2 separate regions of the Homo sapiens genome follow, and region 2 is linked to region 1. Evidence: chromatin loops called from intact Hi-C (ENCODE). Cell type or tissue: IMR-90. All regions are shown on one strand. Each heading gives the region's core, and the rest is flanking DNA. Links, peaks and the distances in the headings are about the cores only.

Region 1 (12,525 bases), core at 653-4,652:
ATCGTCACTCCAGCCTCTCCCTGCTCACCCTCACCTGCTCTGGAGAGACCTGACCTCTGCCTTGCTCACGCTGACACTGCCTCAGAATTGAAGGCAGTGTAACAGTGGGGCTCATATTGATTATGACGTGAGCTTGAGCACATATCTTTTTTTTTTTTTTTTTGGAGACACGGTCTTGCTCTGTCACCCAGGCTGGAGTTCAGTGGTGTGATCAGAGCTCACTGCAGCCTCAAACTCCTGGGCCCAAGTGATCCTCCCACCTCAGCCTCCTAGGTAGCTGGGACTGCATGTGTGTGCCACCATGCCTGGCTAATTTTAAAAAAAAAAAATTTGGCAGAGATGGGGGTCTTACTATGTCGCCAAGGTTAGTCTCGAGCTCCTGGCCTCAGGTGATCCTCTCACCTTGGCCTCCCAAATTGTTGGGATTATAGCCCTGAGCCACTGTACCTGGCCACATTTCTTAACTTAAAAAAGAGCTGGGGCAGCTCTTTTTAAAAATATCCATGGAAAGTGGAGCTGAATCAACATGACTCAGCAGAAATGGTCACAACCAGTGGCAGAACTTCTTATTCTTGGCCTCCTCTCAAGGCCTGGAGTTGGGGGATATGATCCACCTTACTGGGCTGTCATAAAGCCACATGGGATCATGCATATAACCTCTCCCTCTACACAGTACTTGGCAGGTGACACATTACTGCTTCTCACAAGAAAACCCTCCACCTCTTCCACACCCATCCAAACTCTTGCTGTTCTTCAAGACACTCCTCAGATACTGCCTCCTCCAGGAAGCCTTCCCTGCCTCCATCCACATGCACTTTTCCCCTTCCCTGAACTCTGGCAGCGCTCACCATGTGTGTCACTCGTTGTCACAGTTGATCCCCTTGTGCCTTCCAGTATTTACAGTGAAGGAGGATATGGCTTTCACTCTAGCTTGATTATTAGCTCTTTAAGGCCAAGAACTGTATCTTGTATTTTTTTTAAACCCCATGACATAAACACATATTGACTCTTCAGCATCCAATATATTCTTGTTCCAACTGAATGGAATTTCCATCAACTTGACATTCCTCCCAGAAGAATGAGGTATTACTTGAACCTGGAGTTGCAATATAGTCTTCTTCGTCTCGGTCATTCACAAACACGTAAAAAGACCCATCATAGATAAGATCTCCAGGAAATCCCAGTGTTTATAGTTTTCCATCTGGGAATGCATCCACTTATGTGTAGCTTTGTTTATGGTCTTTAAGCCAATTCCATATCGATGGTAAAACAACCCTTAGTGACTCAATTTTTTAAAAAACAGTCTTTAAAGTGGGATTTTCTCACAGGTTTTTGAAAGTCAAATTAAATTGGGTTCTGTGGTTCCCTCTTATCCATATGCTTATTTATCTGCTCAAAGAACTCAAGGAGATTAGTGAGACGTGATTTCTCCTTACTGACACCACGTTGCCTTCCCTCTAATAGGCCATGTTTACTTAAGCGTTCAGCAATTCAGCTTTATTATACATTCACTCGGTAAACATTAAATGCTTACTCCATGCAGGCTGCTACCAAACGGTCCCTTGTGATACAGAAAATACCTCGGCATATTAGTTTGATAAATTAAGTGAAAAGGAATTTAAATAATGCATGCTCTCATTCTCCAACAGGGAGAGCCCATGTCTGCTCACAAATTCAGGCTTGAGTTACGTTGAGTTTTGTCCCTGGACAGCCTGGTGGAGAAGGGCCCTGATTTGGGAAGCTGGATTTAGCTCTGAAATTTGACATGAGCCGTAAGCATCCCATGAGGGATCCATAGAGCATATTCACTGGAGGTGGGGGTGATGCAACAGGGAGCTCCCTGACATACAACAACATTGAACAAATGTGTGAATTCAAATATCATCCTGTGAAATATTCTTTTCCAAACTCCAGAACACTGGCTGGAGCAGACTGTGGGTTGGATCCGGAGCGGCAGTTCTTAATGTCATGCTTTCCCATTCACAGTTTTTGGGCCTCTGGAGTCTGTGCAATGTCTCTGCTTCATCTTGCTCATTTTCCACGTGGACCTTGTAGGTCTCTATCAATGTCCTCAGTGCTTCCTGAAACTGCTCCATGATGGTGCAACCACAGCTTATCATTAAACCCAAATCAATCTTCTTGGCACTTATAGAAGCTCAGTCGTCCTGGTACATCAGGACTCGGATGTTTCTATTTAGATATTTTCAATGAGCTCTTCTTTGCTGTCAGGTACGGTACCTAATGAAACCATAGGGCAGCTCTTTTTTAAATATCTGTGGAAAATGGAGCTGAGTCCACATGACTCAGCAGAAATGGTCACAACCAGAGGCAGAACTTCTTGTTCTTGGCCTCCTATCAAGGCCTAGAGTTAGGGAGCTGTGGGAAGGGTGATAAGAGGTAAGCCAGTCTTTGGCCCATGTTAGCTTGGTCTGGTCAGATAGGCATGTCAGGGATGTGTCAAAACACTAAGCCTAGTGCTTTGGAGATGTGGGTTCTGGTCTGGAGTGGCAGTATGGAGTGCCATCTCTCAGGTCCTCATGAGCAACACAGAGGTCACCTCTCCAGGCACAGGTCGAGCCACACCACTGACACACAAGAGTCACGTCCAAAGCCATGTGATGGACGTGGTGGGTGGTTTTATCCCGAACCATCAATACCCGGCACCCTGGCTGCCCCAGGTTCAGCCTCTCAGGGGCTGCTTCACTCGCTCTCCACACAGCTGTGAACATTGCAGGATGAGTCACTGTGAAACCACAAACTCCTTGGCATTGGTGAAGATGACTAAAGTTATAGGCAAATTAGTCACTGGAAACCTTCCTGTCCTCTGTATCTGCAGCAGCCTCCTATCGAAGGAAGAAAAGAGTATGTTGGCTCATTGCAGAGCTAATTGGCAAGGAAAGCTCAATTCAGGGCTACAGGTGAGTCAGACGCCCTTGTGCGGGGGCCACAGGGACCCGCCTGCTGGCATCCATTGAGGAGAGAGGGGCCCTTGGCAGACTTGCCATAAAACCGCCCCCCTTGAACTCATTCCTACACCTGTAACCACTGACAGTTTTTGAAAACTGTTCACCTGGAGTTCCTGGTTCTCTTTCTCTTAAATCAAACATTGAGTAAATGAAGACACTCAGATGTTCAAACATGTGCATCAAGATTTTACTTGTGAGAGTGGTTGCCATGCATGACCTAGGGAAGCTCTCATGGCTTCAGTCAAACCTTGCCAACTTTTTTTAGCTGTGCATTTCTTGAGAAAGGTCAACTCACATTACGGGTCTACAGCTCTGAGCAAGGGAGAAGTTCTTCCTGAAAGCACAAACAGACTACAGAGGGCAGTGAAACCAGAAACACAGGTGTGCAACCTCATTTGCCTGCCCCCGTCTCTATTTTGAGGCCTCTTTGTTTTATGTGACCTCCGTCTCCTTCTCTGCCGCAATCTTCTTCTTATAACACCCACTTTCTTCTTTTAATTTCCCCCTCTTCTAAGCCATAGCCCAGTGGTATGGCGAAAGGTCTTTGCTGTGCATAGGAAACCCTCCAATCTGAACTGGAAGCTTCCTGTTGCAGGATGGGCTGCCCCATTGGAATTCCCAGGTGACAGTCGCAATGGGATGCCTGTCCCCTGCAGGTCTCCCATTTCACCTGCTTTTCTAATGTCTGGACATGGCTAAGTCCTAGAAAAGCCAGATCCATGGCATTACATTTAATCAGTACAACACACTGAGCTTCGTTTCCAACATGGTAGCTAAGTTTTAATTCTAACATCTTTAAAAGTACTGAGTGTCTTGTGATGCCTTGGGAACACAGGAATAGTGTTAAGTGGTGTTGATTCTCAATGCTCAAATGTACTTCTCTCTGCCTTGCAGAGATTTTTCTAAAATTTCAAGACCTTGTTGAAAATGATTTCATATTTTTGTGTCTTACTAGACTCTTGGTTCAGCAGGAAGCTATCTTTATATATTTTTTTAACAAAAAGAAATTAGTAAAAGCTTGCTCTGATATTTATGCCATATTTCCCTAACTTTTGTCGTGGCAGAAGTAGAAATAAGTGTGTAAACCAGGAGATTAATATCTACAATTTAGGCATGAGAATAGAGAAATAAACCATAAAATCAATTCTTATCTCTCAATGGATATATTCCAGAACATTCCATGGAAATCAAGTGACTAAGTCCTGATCCTCCCTGTCTTTCTCCGCCCCAATCTCCTTCTTATGACATTCCCTTTCTTCTTCCCATTTTCCCTCTTCTAAGCCATAGCTCAGTAGTATGGTGAAATGTCTTTGATTTTAGTTTAAAGAAATGAAATCAGATTCCAGATTTGCTACCTCTTATTAGTTGTGTGGCCTTCAGACAATCCTTTAACCTCCTGATTCTCAATTTCCTCCTGTGTAAAATACATTAGACTAGCTAATCCCTAAGGTCTGTTTGGTGCCCAGTTCACGTGACCGTTGGCAGCCACAGGGAGCCACGGAGTCCCACCAGCGTCCCATAGAGCCACTTGGAGCTTCAGGTACAAGGAACAAGCCCCTCTTAGGCCCCCTCAGGAAAATTTATTCTCGCAGCCAAGCATGTCAAGTGCAATATCAGGAACACCCTTGTCCTTCTTGAACACTGCTTCTGGCCAGAAACTCTGCTGAGATCTGTTGGAGAGTTTCCTGCAAAGATAAGAGTTAACAAGCCCCCAGATTCCCTTCCCCGCTCAGGAGGGGCCCTCACTGTCAGCTTTGGGGCTGATAGAAGCACAGTTCCAAGCGCCTGGCTTCCTCCTCCTCCCCAGTGGATAAAATGCTGGAACTCCGTCAGGCAGGACTGCCATAATTAGAAGAGGCCCCTTTCCAGCAGCTGAAGCTGACTAGGCAGATAGAGCCCAAATTTGTTTTTAGCCACCACATGCCCCTGAGCTGACCCCTCGAGCTGTGGACACATCTCACAACCTCACCCGGAGGCCATTCTCTCAGGCCAGTCACACTCTCCCACAGAGAGAGCGAAGATGATGTCAAATCTATGGCCACCTTCTACCAGCAGAGGGAATGAATGAAAACTGACATGTAGAAGAGTAAGACCACTACTGTTTTCATTTTTGGTATTTTTTTTTTACATTTTAATTTTTTTATACTCTATTTTTAGTAAAAGGGACACCTTTACTATTTCAAACCACCAAAATATAAGCCCTATTTGGTTCAAATCTTTGTACAGCCAGATAGCAATAGATATAAATTGACAATGGCCTCAAGTATAGAATTTGGGGTTATACAAGTGACAGAATTCTTGAGTCTCAGTTGATTATAATATAATGAGGGGACAGTGCCAGGTCTTTCACGTCTCCAGGTGGGAAGGGGACAAGTTGCACGATGGCTGTCCTCATCTGTGCCTGGTTGTGTGAGAATTAGAAACAACGTTTGTAACAGTGGTACCTAGTCTTTGTGACCGTGGTCCTCTTTTTGATATTAATATTTTTGCAGACTAGTTGGCATAAACAAGTTGGCTCTCTGTACTCACATTACAACCACTGAGGTATAACACTATCTCTTGGAGTCCTTAGAAGCACCTCGCTCTGTTCAGCTGGCCTCTCAGCCTTGTGTGGCTGTTTCAGAACTGTTGATCATCTGTCAAGTCATCCCAGAGATCATCTAGATCTTGAGTCCATTTCTTGCATGTTCCAGAACACAAGAAAACATTTGTGGCTATAGCTTCATATTCTATCATGCCTTTCATCCCTTTCTCCCGATAATACATGAACCCGGTTACAGCAGAAATGCATTCCATGCATTTGCAACACTCTGGAAGGAGCCAGTGGTTCTTGTGTGGCTTTACCAGGCCAGTCGAGAATCACTGGGCTGGTGCATGAGAAACCTTCAGTAAGTGGCTGCTGTCTTCATGCACCCATGGAATGCCGAGGTGTTGGTTTTCTTCAATAACCTGCTCCTCAGGGCAGTGTTTCCTAATTGCTGGAGAATGACCCAAGAGTTGATGAAATAATATGAAAAGTACTGTGTTTGCTGTAAGATGGACAAGTATTGGTGATATAGGCCACCCCACTCCCACCCTCCATTCTTTGTCTTGATAGTTCCAGTCCCAGTACAGCACCTGGCACACAGTAGTTGCTCCATCATTATTCACAGCATAATCACAGACACCATTCAGAGCAGAGCTTGTACAGCCCTAAACATAAAGTGCAGCAAACCCAGCTCAAGATCATTGAAGCTAGCAGCCATTCAGCTCCTGCTGTGGGATGGCCAGGGAGGGTCAGAGACTGTGGTCTTGACACATTCTGTGTGGGGTTCATCCACATCTTCCTAAATGCCCAAGGCATGGCTATTTGAAGCAGAGCAAGTAAAGACAACGAGGGGTCCCTCTGCTGGGTTTTCTGTCCCCCTCTGGCTGCCAGCACTAATCTAGCCTTTGAAGAGGGGCAGAAGGGGCAAAGTTAAACCACACTTTCCTCTCTTACCTGTTGTCACCCCTCTAATGACTTTTCACTTTCTCTGCTCACCTTCTCCTTCCTGCCTCTTTTAGAAATGGGAAACAAAGGGCCCATAGGCCCTAAAAGGGGCCACCCTTTGAAGGAGGAGACATGACCACAAATGTCACCCTTTGATATCCTAATGGGATCCATGTTAAAAAAGGAAGTTTTTAACCTGGTCTCAGAGGACACTTGCAAGAGATGCCAAGGAAGGCAGTGTGATCATCCCAAGTCAAGCAGCCTAACGTGAGCCTGTGAGAGAGAAACTGCAATCCACCCGCAACGTGTGGTCATCAAAGGGCGGCAACCCCAGTTACCAGCTTGAGATTAAAAACCCAAATTAAAACAGGGCCAAAGGATTCCTGTCAGCTCTTAACACCTCTCTTAAAATGTGACCACTGTCTGAAAACCATTGTTTGGCTGATGAGGTCTAACTTCATTACACATCACAGTAGGACACTCCTTCCTGAGACCAGGCACTGCTCCCATGAGTGCAGTAGGACAGACCTCCTCTGTTCCTGACGATGATACCCCAATACAGCCCGACAAGCGTGTGCTCAATGAAGGTTCCCAGATCTTTTTAATGCGACTTTTTGCAGGTCAGGTTGCTTCCATCACATGCACTGAACAACCAAATTTTAAACCTAAATATGAAACCTTGTAGTTACATCTGTTGATTTTCGTCTTGTTAGTGTTCATCCAGCATTCAAGTCTGTCGAAATTAAATGTTTATTATTCCTTAGTATTTTTTTAAATTGAAGTCACTTCCATACACAAACCTTGAGTGTAAAGCTCAATGTATTATTGTCTATGTATTCCCCTATGTGACACCACCCAGATCAAGACACAAACATTTCCAACACTCCAGAGGGTTCCCTCATGCCTCTTCTCAGTCAACCCATCCCTACCATCCAGAGGAAACCACTCCTCTGACATCAATTTGTATAGATTTCTCTTTTCCTGCTGTTGAACTTCATGTAAATGTAAACTTACAGTATGTATCCTTTTGTTCTGGCATCTTTTGCTCAACATAATGTCTGTAAGAGTCATCCATACCACGTATTTAGATTAATATAGCCAGGTGTGGTGGCTCAGTCCTGTAATTTTGCACTTTGGGAGGCTGAGGCAGGAAGATTGCTTGAGCCCAGGAGTTCGAGACTGGCCTGGGCAACAAAGTGAGACCCCTGTCTCTACAAAAAAAAATTTTTAAATTAGCCAGGCCCCGTGGTGTGTGCCTGTGGTCCCAGGTACTCAGGAGACTGAGGGAAGAGGATGCCTTGAGCCCAGGAATTTGAGGCTATAGTGAGCTATGATCGTGCCACTGCACTGCAGCCTGGGGACAGAGCAAGATCGTGAACATAGTTTGCATTTTTCATTGCTATGTAGCATTCCAATGTATAGAAACACCACAATCTATTCCTCTGTCAATAAACATATAGGTTTCCAGTTTTTTGCTATTATGAATTAGGTTGTTATATCAACAGGCATTTATGAACACCTAGGAGCAGCATCGCTAGCCCACGAGAGTAGGTGCATGGTGGGTTTTTGTACATACTGCCAAACAGTTTTCCAAAGGGGTTGAGCCAATCTATACTCCCATAAAGTGGAGTTCTAGTTGTTCCAGCCTTAGCCAGCACTTTCATCTTGCCATTATTTTTCACTGTAACTATTCCAGGGGCTGGGTAGTAGTGGTATCTCACCACAGTTTTAATTTGTATTTATCTGGTGACCATGTCATTGAGAACTTTTTCTTTTTCTTTTTTTTTTTTTTTCCCCGAGATGGAGTTTTGCTCTTGTTGCCCAGGCTGGAGTGCAATGGTGTGATCTCAGCTCACTACAACCTCTGCCTCCTGGGTTCAAGCGATTCTCCTGCCTCAGCCTCCCGTGAAGCTGGGATTACGGACATGTGCCACCATGCCCGGCTAATTTTTGTATTTTTAGCAGAGACGGAGTTTCTGCATGTTGGTCAGGTTGGTCTCGAATTCCTGACCTCAGGTGATCTGCCCACCTTCACCTCCCAAAGTGCTGGGATTATAGGCGTGAGCCACCGCGCCCAGCCGAGAACTTTTTCATATGCTCTCTGGCCATTTGAATAGTCTCCTTTTTAACAACGTGCCTGTTGAGTCTTTGCCCCCTCCCCCACTTTTATTTTAAGGTGTTTGACTTTTTCTGATTGACTTGTTTTTCTTTGCATGTTCTGCCTTGAGTCTTTTGTCAGATAAATGTGTTGTGAATATCTTCTCCCAGTCCATGGTTTGTGTGTTATTTTCTTAATAATATCCTTTGATAATAAAGTCCAATTTATCAAAATCTTCTTTTGTGGTATTGCTTTTGGTATTCTCTTTAAGAACTCTTGCCTTATATACAAGGTCACAAAGATATTCTCTTGGAATCATTATGGTTCTACCTCTCACTATTGGGACTATGATCTATCTCCAGTTAACTTTTGTGTATAGAGTGAAGTATGGATCAAAGCTGATTTTTTTTCTCTGTATTAATATCCAATTGCCCCAGTACCATTGTTGAAAAGACCACCCATTCCCCCTTGAATAGCACCTTTGTCATAAATCAAGAGATCATATGTGTGAGTCTACTTCTGGACTCTGTCCCATTTCATTGGTCTTTTTGTTTATCCTTGCACCAATATCACACTCTCTTAAATAGCATAGCTTTATCATTGATCTTGAAAGATGGCAGTGTGGCCAGGCACGGTGGCTAACGCCTATAATTTTGGGAAGGCCAAGGTGGGGGAATTGTTTGAGGCCAGGAGTTTGAGACCAGCCTGGGTAACAAACCAAGACCCAGTCTCTACTAAACAAATATATATATATATAATTAGCCAGGCATGGTGGCGCATGCCTGTAGTCCCAGCTACTCAGAAGGCTGAGGTAAGAAAATTGCTTAAGCCCAGGAGGCGTAGGTTGTAGTGAGCCATGATTCTGCCACTGCACTTCAGCTTGAGCAACAGAGCGAGACCCTGTCCGAGAGAGAGAGAGAGACGCAAGAGAGAGAAACAGAGAGAGATGGCGGTATAAATTCTCGTGGTTATTCTAGTTCTTTTGGTTCCATATATCTGTTTACAGGAATCAGCTTGTCAATTTTTAAAATGTTTAATTTTTGTGAGTATATAGTAGGTGTATACATTTATGGGGTATATGAAATATTTTGATACATGCATGTATCATGCATGCATGATACATGCATGCAATGTATAATAATCACATCAGGGTAAATGGGGAATCCACCATCTCAAGCATTTTTCCTTTCTTTGTGTTACAAACAATCCAATTATAATCATTTATTTTTTTGCCCTGTCTTATGGTGCTGATCTTTCGGTTATTTTAAAACCTGCAATTAAATTATTATTGACTATAGTCACCAAATACTAGGTCTTATTCACTTTTTCTATTTTTTTCCACCCATTAACCATCCCCACCTCCCTCGACACTCTTTCACTACTCTTCCCAGCCTCTGGTAACCATCATTCTACTATCTCCATGAGTTCAATTGTTTTACTTTTTAGCTCCTACAAATAAGTGAGAACATGCCAATTTTGTCCTTCTGTGCCTGGCTTATTTCGTTTAACAAAATGACCTCCAGCTCTATCCATGTTGTTGCAAATGGCAGGCTTTTATTCTTTTTTATGGCTGAATTGTACTCCCATTGTATATATGTACCACGTTTTCTTTATGCAGTTGTCTGTTAATGGACACTTAGGTGCTTCCAAATTTGGCTCTTGTGAATAGTGCTGCAATAAACATGGGTGTGCAGATATCTCTTTGATATACTGATTTCCTTTCTTTGGGGTATATACCTAGCAGTGGGATTACTGGATCATATGGTAGCTCTATTTTTAGTTTTTTTAGTTTTTTGAGGCGCCTCCAAACTGTTCTCCATAGTGATTGTCCTAATTTACATTTGCACCAACAGTGTATGTGGGTTCCCTTTTCTCCACATCCTTGGCAGCTTGTGTTATTGCCTGTCTTTTGGATATAAGCCATTTTAAATGGGGTGAGATGATATCTCATTGTAGTTTTGATTTGCATTTCTCTGATGACCAGTGATGTTGAGTACCTTTTCATATGCCTGTTTGCCATTTGTATGTCTTTTTTTTTTAAACTGTCGATTCACATCTTTTGCATGTTTTTTTAATAGGATTATTAGGTTTTTTTCCTGCAGAGTTGTTTGAGCTCCTTACATATTCTGGTTATTATTCCCTTGCCAGATGGGTAGTTTGCAAATACTTCCTCCCAGTCTGTGGCTTGTCTCTTCACTTTGCTGATTGTTTCCTTTGCTGTGCAGAAGTTTTTTAACTTGATGCAATCTCAATCGTCCATTTTTGCGTTGGTTGCCTGTGCTTGTGGGGTATTACTCAAGAAATCTTTGCCCAGTTCAATGTCCTAGATATTTTCTCAAGTGTTTTCTTTTAGTAATTTCATAGTTTGAGGACTCAGATTTAAGTCTTTAATCCATTTTGATTCAATTTTTGTATATGGTGAGAGATAGGGGTCTAGTTTCATCATTCTTCATATGGATATCCACTTTTTCCAGCACCATTTATTGAAGAGACTGTCCTTTTCTCAATATTTCTTCTTGGCACCTTTGTGAAAATGAGTTCACTGTAGATGTATAGATTTGTTTGTGGGTTTTCTCTTCTATTCCATTGGTCTATGTGTCTGGTTTTATGCTAGAGCCATGCTATTTTAGTTACTATAGCTCTGTCATATAATTAGAAGTCAAGGATTGTGATTCCTCCAGTTTTGTTCATTTTGCTCAGGATGGCTTTGGCTATTTTGGGTCTTTTGTGTTTCCATACATATTTTAGGATTGTTTTTTCTATTTCTGTGAGGAATGTCACATAGAGATTGCATTGAATCTGTAGATTGTTTTAGGTAATATGGACATTTTAACAATATTGATTCTTCCAATTCATGAGTATGGAATATCTTTCCATTTTTTTTGTATCTTCAATTTCTTGTATCAGTGTTTTACAGTCTTCATTGTAGAGATCTTTTACTTCTTCAGTAAAGTTAATTCCTAAGTATTTCATTTTATTTGTGGCTATTGTAAATGGGATTGCTTTCTTGGCTTCTTTTTCAGATTGTTCACTGTTGGCATATAGAAATGCTACTGATTTTTGTATGTTGACTTTATACCCTGCAACTTTACTGAATTCATTTATGAGATCTAATAGCTTTTCGGTGGAGTCTTTAGGTTTTTCTAAATGTAAGATCATATCATCTGCAAACAAAGATAATTTGACTTCTTCCTTTCTAATTTGGATACGTTTATTTCATTCTCTTGACTGATTACTCTAGCCAGGACTTCCAGTACTATGTTGAATAACAGTGGTGAAAGTGGGCATCCTTGTCATGTTCCAGATCTTGGAGGAAAGGTTTTCAGTTTTTCCCCATTCAGTATGATACTAGCTGTGGGTCTGTTGTAAATGGCTTTTATGTTGATTGATGTTCCTTCTATGCCTTTTAGGATTTTTATTATGAAGGGACGTTGAATTTTATCAAATGCTTTTTTAGCATCAATTGAAATGATTATGTGGTTTTTGTCCTTCATTCCATTGATATGATGTATCACATTGATTGATTTGTATATGTTGAGCCATGCTTGCATCCCAGTGATAAATCCCACTTGGTCATGATTGATCTTTTTAATGTATTGTTGAACTCAGTTTGCTAGTATTTTGTTAACGATTTTTGCATCAGTGTTCTTCAGGGATATTGGCCTGTAGATTTTTTGTTTGTTTTGTTTTGTTTTGTTTGATGTGACTTTGTCTGGTTTTGGTATTAGGGTATGCTGGCCTCCTGGAGTGACTTTGGAAGCATTCCCTTCTCCTCTCTTTTTTGGAATAGTTTGAGTAGAATTGGTATTAATTCTTCTTTAAATGTTTGATAAAATTCAGCAGTGAAGCCATGGTGTCCTGGGCTTTTCTTTGCTGGGAGACTTTTTATTACGGCTTTGATTTCATTACTTGTTATTGATCTGTTCAGGCTTTGGATTAGTGATTCAATCTTGACAGGTTGTATGTGTCTAGGAATTTATTTCTTCTAG
Region 2 (12,525 bases), core at 3,703-7,702, 92 kb before region 1:
TATAGGTATGAGCCACCACGCCCAGCCTCCCTCACTCAGTTCTTATTTCTATACTGCCATTCTAGGTGGAGACTGGTACCATACCACCTGCTGACATATTCCCTTGGAGGCAGCTGCTGCCAAAACTTAGGATTATCTTCTACTTGAGGGTTTACCATTATTGGGCCTGTGCCTGGGTCGCAGTGCCCCCTTTGCAGACAGAGTGAATATTTCTGATTTACATTGTTCATTGGAGTGTGGAGAATTGAGCCTTGATTCAAGTAGAAACCACGTTCTCAGAGGGTCCAGCTGGGCTGGTGAGATGAATACCACACATAGACGGCTCCAATGGCTTCATGGAGCTGGGGGAAGGCTCCTGGTGGCACATGTAGAGCAGACCCCTGGTAGCAACTCAGCCTCCTGGAGAGAGAGTTGGGAATACTGGGTCAGATGCCATCATACCAGCATCTCAGAGGCTAGTCCCTCTCCATCCCTGATCCCTGAACTAGCTACTGGGCCTTGGCTTTTTAGCAGAGGGCTGCAATTGCCACCCTCCAGCCTGTTCTAGTGGCTTGTTTCCTATACAGGAATTGGTGAATTGAGGACATACCCAGAATGGGACCCCACCTGTGGCAGGAATGCTATATGCTTTCCAAACCTCTTTCCTTTTCCTCCTGGGCTGGCTCCATTTCTCAGCCTCCTTTGCAATTAGGGGTGGTCATGTTTCCAAAGAGTGTGTACACCACCTCCAGGCCTGGCCTGTAAAATTCTTCCTCATATCATCTTCTCTGTTTTCCACTTGCCAGCTGGTTGTGGATGATCCAGCAGAGGCATCTGAGGTTCCAGTGGACGACAGGGTTACAAGATGGAAAAAGCCTGAATTCCTGAGTCACTGCATGGAAGGCTGCCTACTGAACACACACATTTGGGCTGTTACATGAGTGACAGACACACTTCTGTAGTGTGAAGCTCTTGAGATTTGGGGGCCCCTCATTACAACACTTATGCTATTCATTCTTTCCCCCAACTCTCTTCTTTTGTTTGTTTGTTTTTTGTTTGAGATGCAGTCTCACTCTGTCGCCCAGGCTGGAGTGCAGTGGCACTATCTTGGCTCACTGCAACCTCCGCCTCCCAGGTTCAAGCGATTCTCCTGCCTCAGCCTCCCTAGTAACTGGGATTACAGGTGCACGCCACCATGCCCGGCTAATTTTTGTATTTTTAGTAGAGATGGGTTTTCACCATGTTGGCCAGGCTGGTCTGAAACTCCTGACCTCAAGTGATCCACCTGCCTTGGCCTCCTAAAGTGCTGGAATTGCAGGTATGAGCCACCACTCTCAGCCTCCCCAACTCAGCTCTTATTTCTATATTGCCATACTAGGTGGAGATTGGGGCCCTACCACCTGCTGACATATTTCCTTGGAGGCATCTGCTGCCAGAACTTCGAATTATCTTCTGCTTGAGAGTTTCTATTATTGGGCCTGTGCCTGGGTCACAGTGCCCCCTTTGCTCTGTAGTGGGACTTCCTGGTCCTGACAACTTGCCTGAAATGCCATTTGTGATCTTGCTGTCAAACTCTGGATTCTAACTTTTGCTTTCTGAGCATGCTGTCTGTCTCCTTATGCCTGCTCCCACTCTCACTCCCAGTGACTAGGAGGTGAAAAATGACTGTTCCAGGCACCAACTTGCCTGAAAGCTCTAAGACTTGCCTTAAGGCAGTCAAGCCGTCTGCTGACTCTCCACTTTTGCAAGGAGAACTACGTCTAGTCATCAACATGTAGCCGCATCCAGCCATGAGGAGGGGCGGGAGAGATTTGACAACATCTCAGGAAGTGCTAACATCTGACAAGCTGAGATCATGGGTGTCATAAATTGATAGAGAGGCTGAAATGAGAAGGAGATAGGATGGGCCATGTGTGGTTAGCAACATCAAGAGCAACTTGTAGTTGACAACCTCATTGCTCATCTTCTGCTGACACATACAGCCAAAGTCTGAATGGTGGCATTGCTTCAACTCCCCTGCTGTGTGATGGGGGCACCTGATTGATGTTGACACGCCAATGTTGGGCTATCATCGGAGGAGGTCTGTATTAATTTTAACAATGAAAATAGACGGGTTACAGTTACCCTAAATAGCATCAAGTCACCCCACTTCATAAAGCCCTTCAATGGCTTTCCTTTCCTTTTGGAAGGAAGTAGTGCATTTTTCACATGGTCCACTGGGTCTTAGATGTCCTGACCCTACCTTATCTCTCCTGTGTAGGCCAGTCCTACCCTTTCTTCTGCTTAATGCCTCCCAGCCATGCTGGTGTTTTCTACATTCTTCATGCGCACCCAGCACAGTGCCAGGCACCCTGTACAAATTCAATAAATAATTCTTGGATTAATGAATAAGAGGTCAATCAGGAGATGGCTGCAATCTAATGAGAAACCATGGAGCTGATATTTGGGTGGGTGTCTCTAAATCTAAGCCCTAAGAAACCTTGCTCGTTCACTGTTCTAGTGTCTTCCCATTGCCTAGAACAGTCTCCCATGCCCAGTAGATGCCAAGGCATTTGTTGAATCAACGAAATGAAGTAGAATGAATGGATAAAAGGAGTAGTGACCAGAATGAGGGAGACTTCATAGGCAGGACCAGCAGGGCTTGCTGACTAACTGGATTTTGAGATGAGGGGGCTGAGAGAAGTCAAGGATGATCCCAAGTTTCTGGCTTGGGGCTGAAGGGAGGAAGGTACAATTTACTGAGACGGGGGAGATGGGATGAGGTTAATGGAGAAAGGAGGCTGCGGCAATGAGTCTAGCTTTAGATTTTTCGAGTCTGTAGCATCTGTAGGCTGGTTGTCAGAGGATGTCCAGTGGGCAGCTGGATATATTGGTCTGAAACTCAGGAATGACAATTGGGCTGGAGAGAATAGATTTGGGAGTGAACAGCCTGTGATGTTAACAAAAGCCAAGTGAGTGGATGAGATTGCAATGTGATAGGTGGTGTGGTTGTACAATGATGTATAAAATATGGTCCCTGCCCTCAAGACTAATACAAAATCAAGATATGACATAGACCTTAAAACTGTTTATGAGCCCATCCATATCTCCATAGCAACCTTGAAGCAGAGCGATAGCTCTGCCCTTATCACAGGCAGGGGAAACACACAGATGGCTGCTGTCTCCCACAAGTCTCCCACTGCAGGAGATGTTTCCTCTTCCCCGTGGGACCCACAATGAGTGGCACCTGCAAATTCCACTCTTCTAGCCAGTCCAAACCCGAGTCTTCTTCCACGTCTCAGCCATGGGGCCGAAGAGAGGGAGGGGGACGTCAGAATCAGCCCTTTCTGTCCAAACCCCCTTTTCTCTAGGTCTTGTCTCTCTACACCCTCCACTTTGCCAAAGCCAGGAAGGAGGTGGCCGTAATGACCACATTGCCACTTTCCCTTGGTCTTTCTGTGGCACGAATGCTGTACGTCGTTTCCTGCTTCCTGCAACTGTCCGCCAGTGGCTTCAGTGGAAACAATCACAGACCTCGTGTATTGAGTGCTCCCTGTGAGCCAGAGCTCCACTAATCAGGCCACACGAGGAATTCATTTTCCTCTCAACCATCCTAGGCAGTGTGGACAGTTATCACCACTTCACAAATGAGAAACCGAGGCTCAGAGAGATCATTTTGGGTTCTAAGATTGTCTAAGCTAGAGTATGGAAGGGGTAGGATTTGAACACAGGTCATTTGAAAACAAAAAGCTGCATCCTTAAGCAGTAAAATAAGGTTCCTCAGCTAATGGTCCTGTTGTCTGCTTGCTCTCTCTTATACTCTTTCTCTCTCTCTCTCTCTGGTTATATCTGTTGAATCTTTTTCCAGGCATCTCTTTGGTATTGCCCTGTAAGGCTGCTCTTCTTGGTGTTGGTTCCCCCACCCTCAACTCCGTGCTTCCCTTCTCAGCACTCTACCTGTTCTCTGTAGCCCACTTTTATCCCTATGGCTTTGCCCCATCCACAAGCAAATGGCTCTCAAAATGAAAATTATTTCCCTACTTCAGATTTTTCTCCTGACCTCTACAGATCTGGCCATCTCCCGAGCATCTTAATCTGTGGGGCCGCAAGAGGCCTCGTGCTCAGCGTGCAGAACACTGAAGCCACGATAGCTTCCTAACACTTGCTTCCTTCCCCGAGTCCCTGTCGTACTGTATGGCACTATCATGGGCTCACTCAACAGAGCCGGACATTCAGGGGTGATCCTTGACGTCCCCCTCTTCTTCATCCCCACACTCAATCAGCAACCAAATACTATGGATTCTGCCTTCCTAGTGGTCTTAAAAACCAGCCCTCTCTTGCTCATTTCCACATCCACTGCCTTATTCAGGCTGTCATCCCCCACCTAGCTGACCCGCAGCCTCCTGGCTGGTCCTCATGTCAGGTAGAAAGCATCCAATCTGCCTCCTGAGTGATATTTCTAGAAGCCAATCTGATCACGTTGCTGCTCAATTTTACCTCCTGCTCTGGCTTTCCCTGACCCTAGCATGAAAGATGAACTTCTTGGTATGGCCCGCAGTGCCTTGCATATCTCCCCGTCCTCCCCACTCACCCCAGTTTCCCATGCCTTTGAGCAAGCGTCAGCCATGCTCCCTCCGACAAGCACATCTATCCTACTCTCTTCTGCTTGGTGAATTCATCTGCACAGTCTAAGCTCAAATGTCATTAGATTCAAACCTTTTGCCGATCTCCTGTCCTCCTGTTTGTGTCCGCTCTGTGCCCTGCATGTATTTGTGTGCCATCATAACTATAAGACGGACGGAACTTAGGTGATTATATGTCTATTTCCTTATCCTGGAAGGTGAGCTCCTTGTTGGAGAGATGTGGGGCTTATACACTGGGATTCTCATCTACTGCCAGGTCCCCAGTGATTATTCAATAAGTGTTTTCTAGAAGAAGGACTGAAGGAACAGAGGAGTCCTCCTAACCTGATCTCCCGCTCTCAGAAATGGAACAGAGTCCCTAAAAGGATCATATTGAAGAGACTGGACTGCATTGGGGGTAGCCAAGGTTTTCATGCTTCCAAAGGGCCCCTAATATCTTTTGTAAGGAGGTGAAGCAGACCCCAAGCTCATACCACCCGTCCTCTTTCTTCCCTCTAGCCACTCTGCACCCTGGAGGTAAACATCAGAATAAACGATATCATAACCGTGGGCTGGCTCGGTGAACTATGAGTATTCTAAACCAAGATGTGATCTTAGATTTAGTGGGAAAAAAACACTGCATGTAAAGCCAAAAGATTCGGGCTTGAGCCTGGCCTCTAGGTTGTGTTACATGTATGACCTCAGGTGGTCGTGGGACATCTCTGAGCTCCGGTTTTATCAACCTGGGAATGAAAAGTATTGGTCACTTACTTCCTGGGGTTGCTCTGAGGCTGAGTAAAGTTAGAGAATTTCTTGGTACTTGTATGGTGCTGAGGAAGCTCCATTGTCCCTTTACCCAGCATCCTTCATGGCAAAGAGAATGTGCCTGCTGACACCTCTTTCAGCCTCTGTTTCAGCCTCTGCCTCAGTCCTTGCCAGAGACGTCAGGCTTAGCACAGAGCAGCTGGGAGCCTTCAGCAGAGAAGGAAGGCACCACTTAGACATCTGCACGGGCAGTTTTTAAACATAGGGAACATGAAGGAAATACCACAGAATTTATGGAGTGAAAGCTTTAAAAAGAAACACAAGTCTGAAGTCAAAACAGTTGACTCAATTCTAGGGGAGATGTCTGCCTGGAAGTAGGAGTGGGGGAAAAAGACTTGGAGTGAGTGGAGACAGGGTAAGCAAAGCTCTGTGGGGAGCCCTACAAAGTGGGGCAAGTGGGCACCTCCCCGCATGGCTCGAGACGGAAAGTCGGTCCTGCCTGTACACAGGGTAGCACTTACCAGCATTTTGGAAACACACATCTTTGGGCCCAGCTGTTCCACTTTTAAGAATGTCGCTTGAGATAGCCTCATGCAAGGGCACAATAATATATACAAGGATGTCCACTGAAGCCTCATTAGAAGTTGAGAAAACTTGGAAACAACTCGAATGCTGTTTAGCAGAGGATAGGCTAAACAAATTACAACACGTCTGTACAGTGGACTGAAGCAGCAAACGGCGTTATGTCTCTAAATATGAACAGGAAACATATTCATTATACAATAAGTGAGAAAGACCAGTTGCAGGATGGCACAGGTATGATGATCTTGTTTCCATAAAAACTAAAAATATACATATGCCTGTGCATGCATGGAAAAATACAAGAGGATAGGAATTAATTTGTGACCAGAGTTTGTCAGTGGGAGTTGGGATTATAGGATATTTTCTGTACAGTTGTGTAGAGTTGATTTTTTCTTTTCTTTCTTTTTCTTTTCCTTTTCTTTTTTTTTTTTTTTTTTGAGACAGAGTCTTGCCGTATCATCCAGGCTGAAGTGCAATGGCGTGATCTTGGCTCACTGCACCCTCTGCCTCCTGGGTTCAAATGATTCTCCTGCCTCAGCCTCCAAAGTAGCTGGGATTACAGGCACCTGCCATCATGCCTGGCAAATTTTTGTATTTTTAGTAGAGACAGGGTTTTGCCATGTTGGTCAGCTGGTCTTGAACTCCTAACCTCTGGTGATCCACCTGCCTCGGCCTCCCAAAATGCTGCGATTACAGACATGAGCCACTGCGCCCAGCCTGAGTTGATTTTTTTTTAATAGACATATTAGTAAAAGAAAAATATACAGAAAATAGTGAAATTACGGGAAATATGGCAACTGTCTGACCTTCATCCTAGAAAAACCCTGATCAGTGTCCCTGTATTGCATCACAGGTACCAAAATTGTAATACATCCTTCATCATGCTACTGTCCCAGTAAAAACCCCGAGCATCTCTCATTTCTTCCCTTCCACTCCATCCTGGCTAATTTACTGTCCACAATTCACAGAGTATTGTCTCCACTCTGCGCAGCCACAGAATGGGTGTGGTAACGTCTCCATGGCATTTATGGTTTCTACAAATCACAAATCACATATGAAGGGCTCCAAGAATATTAGAGGAATGAGCCAGTTAACTCAGCGCCCATGGGGGAGCTGGCAACTCCCCAAGAAAGCTGGACATCTCCAAGCTGGCCACCAACATTCTATAGCCTCTCCATGAGCAGGGTGGGAGCTGTGCTGGGTGCACAGTGCCATGTCCACAGGTTGATGTGAGGGGCACGTTCTAAATCAAGTGCCTGAGAAGGGCTTCGGAGACCTAGATCCTATCCCTAAACAACTATGGGACAGTGTACCGGTCACTTTCCCTTTCTGGGTTTCTGTTTTCACCTCTGTAAAAAAGAGTAAGGCTTGGTCAGTGTTTCTCAAAGCACTCTCCTTGGAAAACTACATCTGGGATATGTTATAAATGTCCCTGAAGAGGCCTTTGTGGTAAAATACACTTGAGAAATGCAGCTCTCTGCATCGTGCTCTTGGAGATTTCCAATGCATATTAGCAGGTTAGAGTCTCTGAGGTCTGGCAGTAAATAAACTTACTTATCAATGCTTATACCAGCAATTCTCATGTTTATTTCACCTTGGCATCCTTTAAGATATTTTTTTTCTGAGCATCTTGGTTATACATACACTGAGTTAAGTGTTATCCACAGTCACTGCTCGCTCCCTGAATCCGTGACCACGATGAGTCACCCTCCATGCCACCCCCTCCATGCTGCCGGGCCATCATCCTGCAGTGTTCCTGTGGCTGAACATGGATTATTTCAGGTGACCCCTGGAAAAAACGAAGCTCTGTTTTGTGAGAGAGAATGGGTTAGCCTCTCAGTACAGATCCCGATGGAATGGGATGAAGGAGAGGTAGCCTACTGAAAAAGGAGAGGGGTGGGGAGTCTAAAAGGGCTTGAAATGCAGCCAGGAGCAGCCAGATGGGGTGGTGCAGTTGGGGGACACTAAGTAGGAGTGACATGGAGGGACACTAATAAGCAGGGAACTACAGAGGAATAATTTTCATAATACGTCTGTTAAAAACAGGGAGGCAGGGCAAATGGTCAGAAGGAAAGGAAGGTTCTTGGCACCTGTGCGGTTCACTATCTTATTTGTGGCTGTAACTCATCTCTTCCCCTGGATTTAAATACCAAATTTATGTTGATGGCTTCCACGTTTGAATATAATCTTTCGAGGAAGAGCATGGGCTTTAGAGTCATACAGCCCATGCCTCAGTTTCTTCCTCTGTAACTTGGGGCTAACCATAAGATTTACCCGCTAGGTGTGTGTATGAGGATTAAATGAGTTGACACATAGGAAAGCTCCTAGAATAACTAGTGTGTAGTAAGCACTCAAATGACATGATCATGATCAATTGTTATTATTCATATTTTCAGCCATCAGTGCTCTCTGGCTCGACACCTCCACTCAGATGTCTCCAGGGCATCTCAGGCTTAACAAAACTGAATCAGAATTCTTGATTTTCCCAACAATACCTCACCTTTCCCAGACTCCCTGTTTCAATGAATGGCACCTGATATACCTGTAGCTCAAGTTTGGAACCTGAGGGTCAGGTGTGGTCCTCCTTTCCCCTTCCCTTTCATATGCACCCCACCAGGAACTTCTGCAGAGCATGAACCCACCCCCAAAATATATTTCAAGTCCATCTACTTCTTCCCACCTCCCTCTCTCCTCTAGCCAAGCATCCCTTCTCTCTGGGTGAAGGCAGCAGCCTTCTGTGTGCCCTCCCTGTCTTTTCTCTCACTCCTTTCCAGGGAATCTGCACCTGTGACCACAGCCTTCTGTAACAAATGTACCTGTGACCATCCTAAGACCTGTGGGGGCACAGAAAAGGAAGCCCATAGCTACCCCTGCTGGCTTTTGGTGTCCATTTGCATGAAGTGTCTTTTTCCACCCCTTTACTTTAAGTTTACATGAGTCCTTATGTGTCAGGTGAGTCTCCTGAAGGCAGCAGATAGTTAGTTGGTGAGTTCTTATCCATTCTGCAGTTCTGTATCTTTTAAGTGCAGCATTTAGGCCATTTACATTCAGTGTTAATATTGAAATGTGAGGTACCATTGCATTCATCGGGCTCTTTGTTGCCTGTGTACTTCTTTGTTTGTTTTTTGCTTTTGTTTTTTAACTTGTATTTTTGTTTTATAGGTCCTGTGTGATTTATGCTTTAAAGAGGTTCTGTTTTGATGTGTTTCCAGGATTTGTTTCAAGATTTAGAACTCCTTTTACCAGTTCTTGTAGTGGTGGCTTGGTAATGACGAATTCTCTCAGGATTTGTTTGTCTGAAAATGACTGTATCTTTCCTTCATATATGGTGCTTAGTTTCACTGGATACAAAATTCTTGGCTGATAATTGGTTTGTTGAGGAGCCGGAAGACAGGGCCCCAATCCCTTCCAGCTTGTAGGTTTTCTGCTGAGAAATCTGCTGTTCATCTGATTGGTTTTCCTTTACAGGTTACCTGGTTCTTCTGTCTCACAGCTCTTAAGATTCTTTCCTTTGTCTCAACTCTGGATAACCTGATGACAATGTGCTGAGGCAAAGATCTTTTTACAATGAATTTCCCATGTGTTCTTTGTACTTCTTGTATTTGGATGTCTAGGTCTCTAGATGGCTGCAGAAGTTTTCCTTGATTCTTCCCCCAAATATGTTTTCCAAGCTTTTAGAATTCTCTTCTTCCTCAGGAACACCAATTATTCTTAGGTTTGGTCATTTAACATAATCCCAGACTTCTTGGAGGCTTTGTTCATATTTTCTTATTCTTTTTTCTTTGTCTTTGTTGAATTGGGTTAATTTGAAGACCTTGTCTTTGAGCTCTGATTTTCTTTCTTCTACTTGTTCAATTCTATTGCTGAGACTTTCCAGAGCATTTCACATTTCTAAAAGTGTGTCCAAAGTTTCCTGAATTTTCAATTATTTTTTCTTTAAGCTATTTCATTGAATATTTCTCCCATTCAATATTGGGGGATTGTGTTGGGAGAGGAGGGTCTCCCTTTCCCACTTCCGCAAATGGGGCACTCACAGTATTTGGAGTGTCTTCTGGGTCCTGCAGGAGCAGTCTGGTTCCTTCAGAGAGTCTGTGGGTCCTTTTGGGATTGCTGGTTTTTTCTTGCAGTTGATCTGGAGCTAAAATTCACCATGGAAGCCTCCAGATGCTGCTCTGTCTGAAGCTGCAATCTAGTCCTGCCACCCAGCCACTATGATCCCCTCCATCTCTCTGTCCACTTTAGTCAGATAAGCTCAAAGCTAGAACAAAGGACCCATATATGAGCCTACGGATCTGCCTTCAAACACTTGAGAAGCCCTCCAACTCACCATGAGAACACTGACCCCAATCGGGATCTTTGCTTTGCTCCAACAGCCAGACACTCAGACAGGTCCTCAGACCCAGCAACTAATGGACTTGGTGGGATGGTTGTCCTCAAAGCAGCCAGCATTTTGATCAGGCTGGCGTCTGGTCCTGTATTTTTCTGGGATATTCAGAATCTCTTGACATGTATCTTCACTTAATTGTGAATTTAAAAAATTATAGATGGATGTAGATATAGATATAGATATAGACATAGAGATAGATATAGATAGACATTTTGGAGAAGAGTCTCTCTTTGAAGACTTCCTCTCAGAGTACAAGTCCGTGGTTACAACCATTTTGTTTCTCAGCAAACATGGGGAAGTTTGCTTTTCTTCTCTGAGGAAGTTAATATAAATGTTTATTGACAGTGCAGTCATCAAGGAATAAAGTTGCTGATTCATTCCTTTACACTGAAACCCTTTGTTGTGCCCTCCTCTTCCTTCCTCTTTATAGGGAGACACTCTGAGAAAGAGCACATTGTGGGGGCCCACTCCATGTGATGTTTGCTTGGTTGCCTGTTCCCTTTTCTACCTGCAGAGCACGGTTCCCATAAGGGCGGCGAGATCAGCCTCCTGTCTCATCTGGAAGACCACCACTCTGGGGTCTCAGAGGAATGATGGAAGCCTTGGGGTTTCTAAAATTGGAAGTGAATGGCCCCATGGTGACGGTGGCCCTGTCAGTGGCTCTCTTGGCCCTCCTGAAATGGTAAGTGCAGCCAGCCCTAGGGACTGTGACAGCGTCAGCCGTCTCACCCTGGAGCCTTGCTGGTGCCATGGCGGGGTATGTGGGAGTGTGTTTTTCTTCTTTTCTAATCTAGCGGGAGTGAGTATTAACACAGCTTCAGAATTAAAAGCAAACAGCCAGGTTAATCTTTTGCTAAAATGCATGAGATTGAAGTGTCAGGAAAGGCTGGTGATTCAGTGACTGAGAACGCTACACATAATTAAGTTTGAAAGAGATGGAAAAAGAAACAAATTGGAAAGGCATTAGGTTTGGGTAGAAGCATTTCCTTGAACCCCGTCATATCTCCTCACCTCATTTTTCTAAAATCCTCTGTCCTTGTTGGATTTACAGTGAATTCAGCCTCTTGGTTCATATTACATTCAAAACAAAACAAGACGTAGGAGCTGTTTGGCAAATGTGGGCCTCTTTGCAGGAAGTCATTGAGGGGGATTTCTGTAGGGTTAAGGACAAAGTGGTAGATCTAATTTCTCATAGTTGATAGAGGGAGATGGATTCTGATGAACATAGTGTGTGCAGCTCCTACAAAATTTGAGACCCTGAAAGGATCTCAAACTTGAACTCCGAGTTGCTCCCCTGTGGTTTTGTTAATTCAACAGCAAATTTTCCTAAGGCTGACTCTGGTGTCTGTAGGTCGAAGGCCTCATAATATGCTACATTTATGCATATTCGCCCTGTCAGTTAAACTTATTAGAGTTACCCATTCAATCAAAAGCACCTGGATTTAGATGGCTCTGGCTTTTGAGGGCAAAGTGAGTGGAAAAAATAATGGAGGACTGGAGTCCGAACAGAATTTTAATTTATGTTTTCAGTAGTAATAAAGCCTTCTCTAGATTAATAACTGGGAAAGCACTTTGAAAAGCATCAAGCATTATGCAAATGTGAGGTATTATTCTTTTGGAATTTGCATAGCTGAGAGTGGAATTCACGTTTGATGTTCTATGATGATGAAATTACTTCTTGGAAATTGGCTCTGAAACCCAGCCTCAGTCCCAGTGCTGTTTTTCTTTTTAACTGGTTTAATTTTTTTTTTGAACTTTTTTATCTCATTGTAGCTTACCTTGGATTGAAACTGGCCACATGTAAAACCAAGAGCAAATGGTAGCTCCTTCCCTACCCCCAGCCCCCAATAATCCATCTCAATGTGTTTTTATGCTCCGGGAAGCCCGAAGCACAGTGTCTGACATGCAGAAAGTGCTTAGTCGATGTCAGCCACTATAATTAACCATCTATCATCTATGTAACCTAAAAGAAAATAAGTCTTTAGTGGTTTAGGTTTATTTTTAATTTCTTACTAATGTGCTTATTCATATTAATCTCATCAATAGCTATGCTCTGACTGTGGTTCTCAAAGCGGACACTTTTTTACACTTTTGTTTCAGTCTTTGTTGTGTCTGAGCCTCCAGCTCAGTGCCTGCCATGTAGGAACACCACACCATTCAGCAGGGCAGCTATGTGTTTGCTGTCTATTCTTGGGCCATATTAATAACCTG

Evidence for each region. Peaks named below come from ENCODE experiments on the same cell type or tissue, not always from the same donor. Only the 100,000 strongest peaks of a DNase experiment are listed, where the experiment ranks them.
Region 2: a loop joins it to region 1, with 3 times the contacts of the local background. A loop is called at or near these places in 5 of 110 quality-filtered maps.

What each region holds. Positions count from the first base shown.
Region 1 is chr7:139,913,884-139,926,408 of GRCh38, forward strand. All of the region lies in intron 4 of TBXAS1 (thromboxane A synthase 1), which reads left to right. Among named protein-coding and RNA genes, the nearest start is that of TBXAS1, 91 kb to the left of the region's middle. RefSeq lists enhancers at 1-1,021, 1,923-3,122, 3,025-3,324. In IMR-90, for the core only: no CTCF peak of the experiment used is centred there; DNase peaks (open chromatin) are centred at 1,198, 1,538, 2,378 and 2,768; H3K27ac peaks cover 2,348 bases.
Region 2 is chr7:139,818,484-139,831,008 of GRCh38, forward strand. It overlaps TBXAS1 (thromboxane A synthase 1), which reads left to right and starts at 10,781. Exons shown (of 13, transcript NM_001061.7): 1 at 10,781-10,996. The coding sequence starts at 10,908. RefSeq lists an enhancer at 10,454-11,653. In IMR-90, for the core only: no CTCF peak of the experiment used is centred there; DNase peaks (open chromatin) are centred at 5,568 and 7,558; H3K27ac peaks cover 2,485 bases.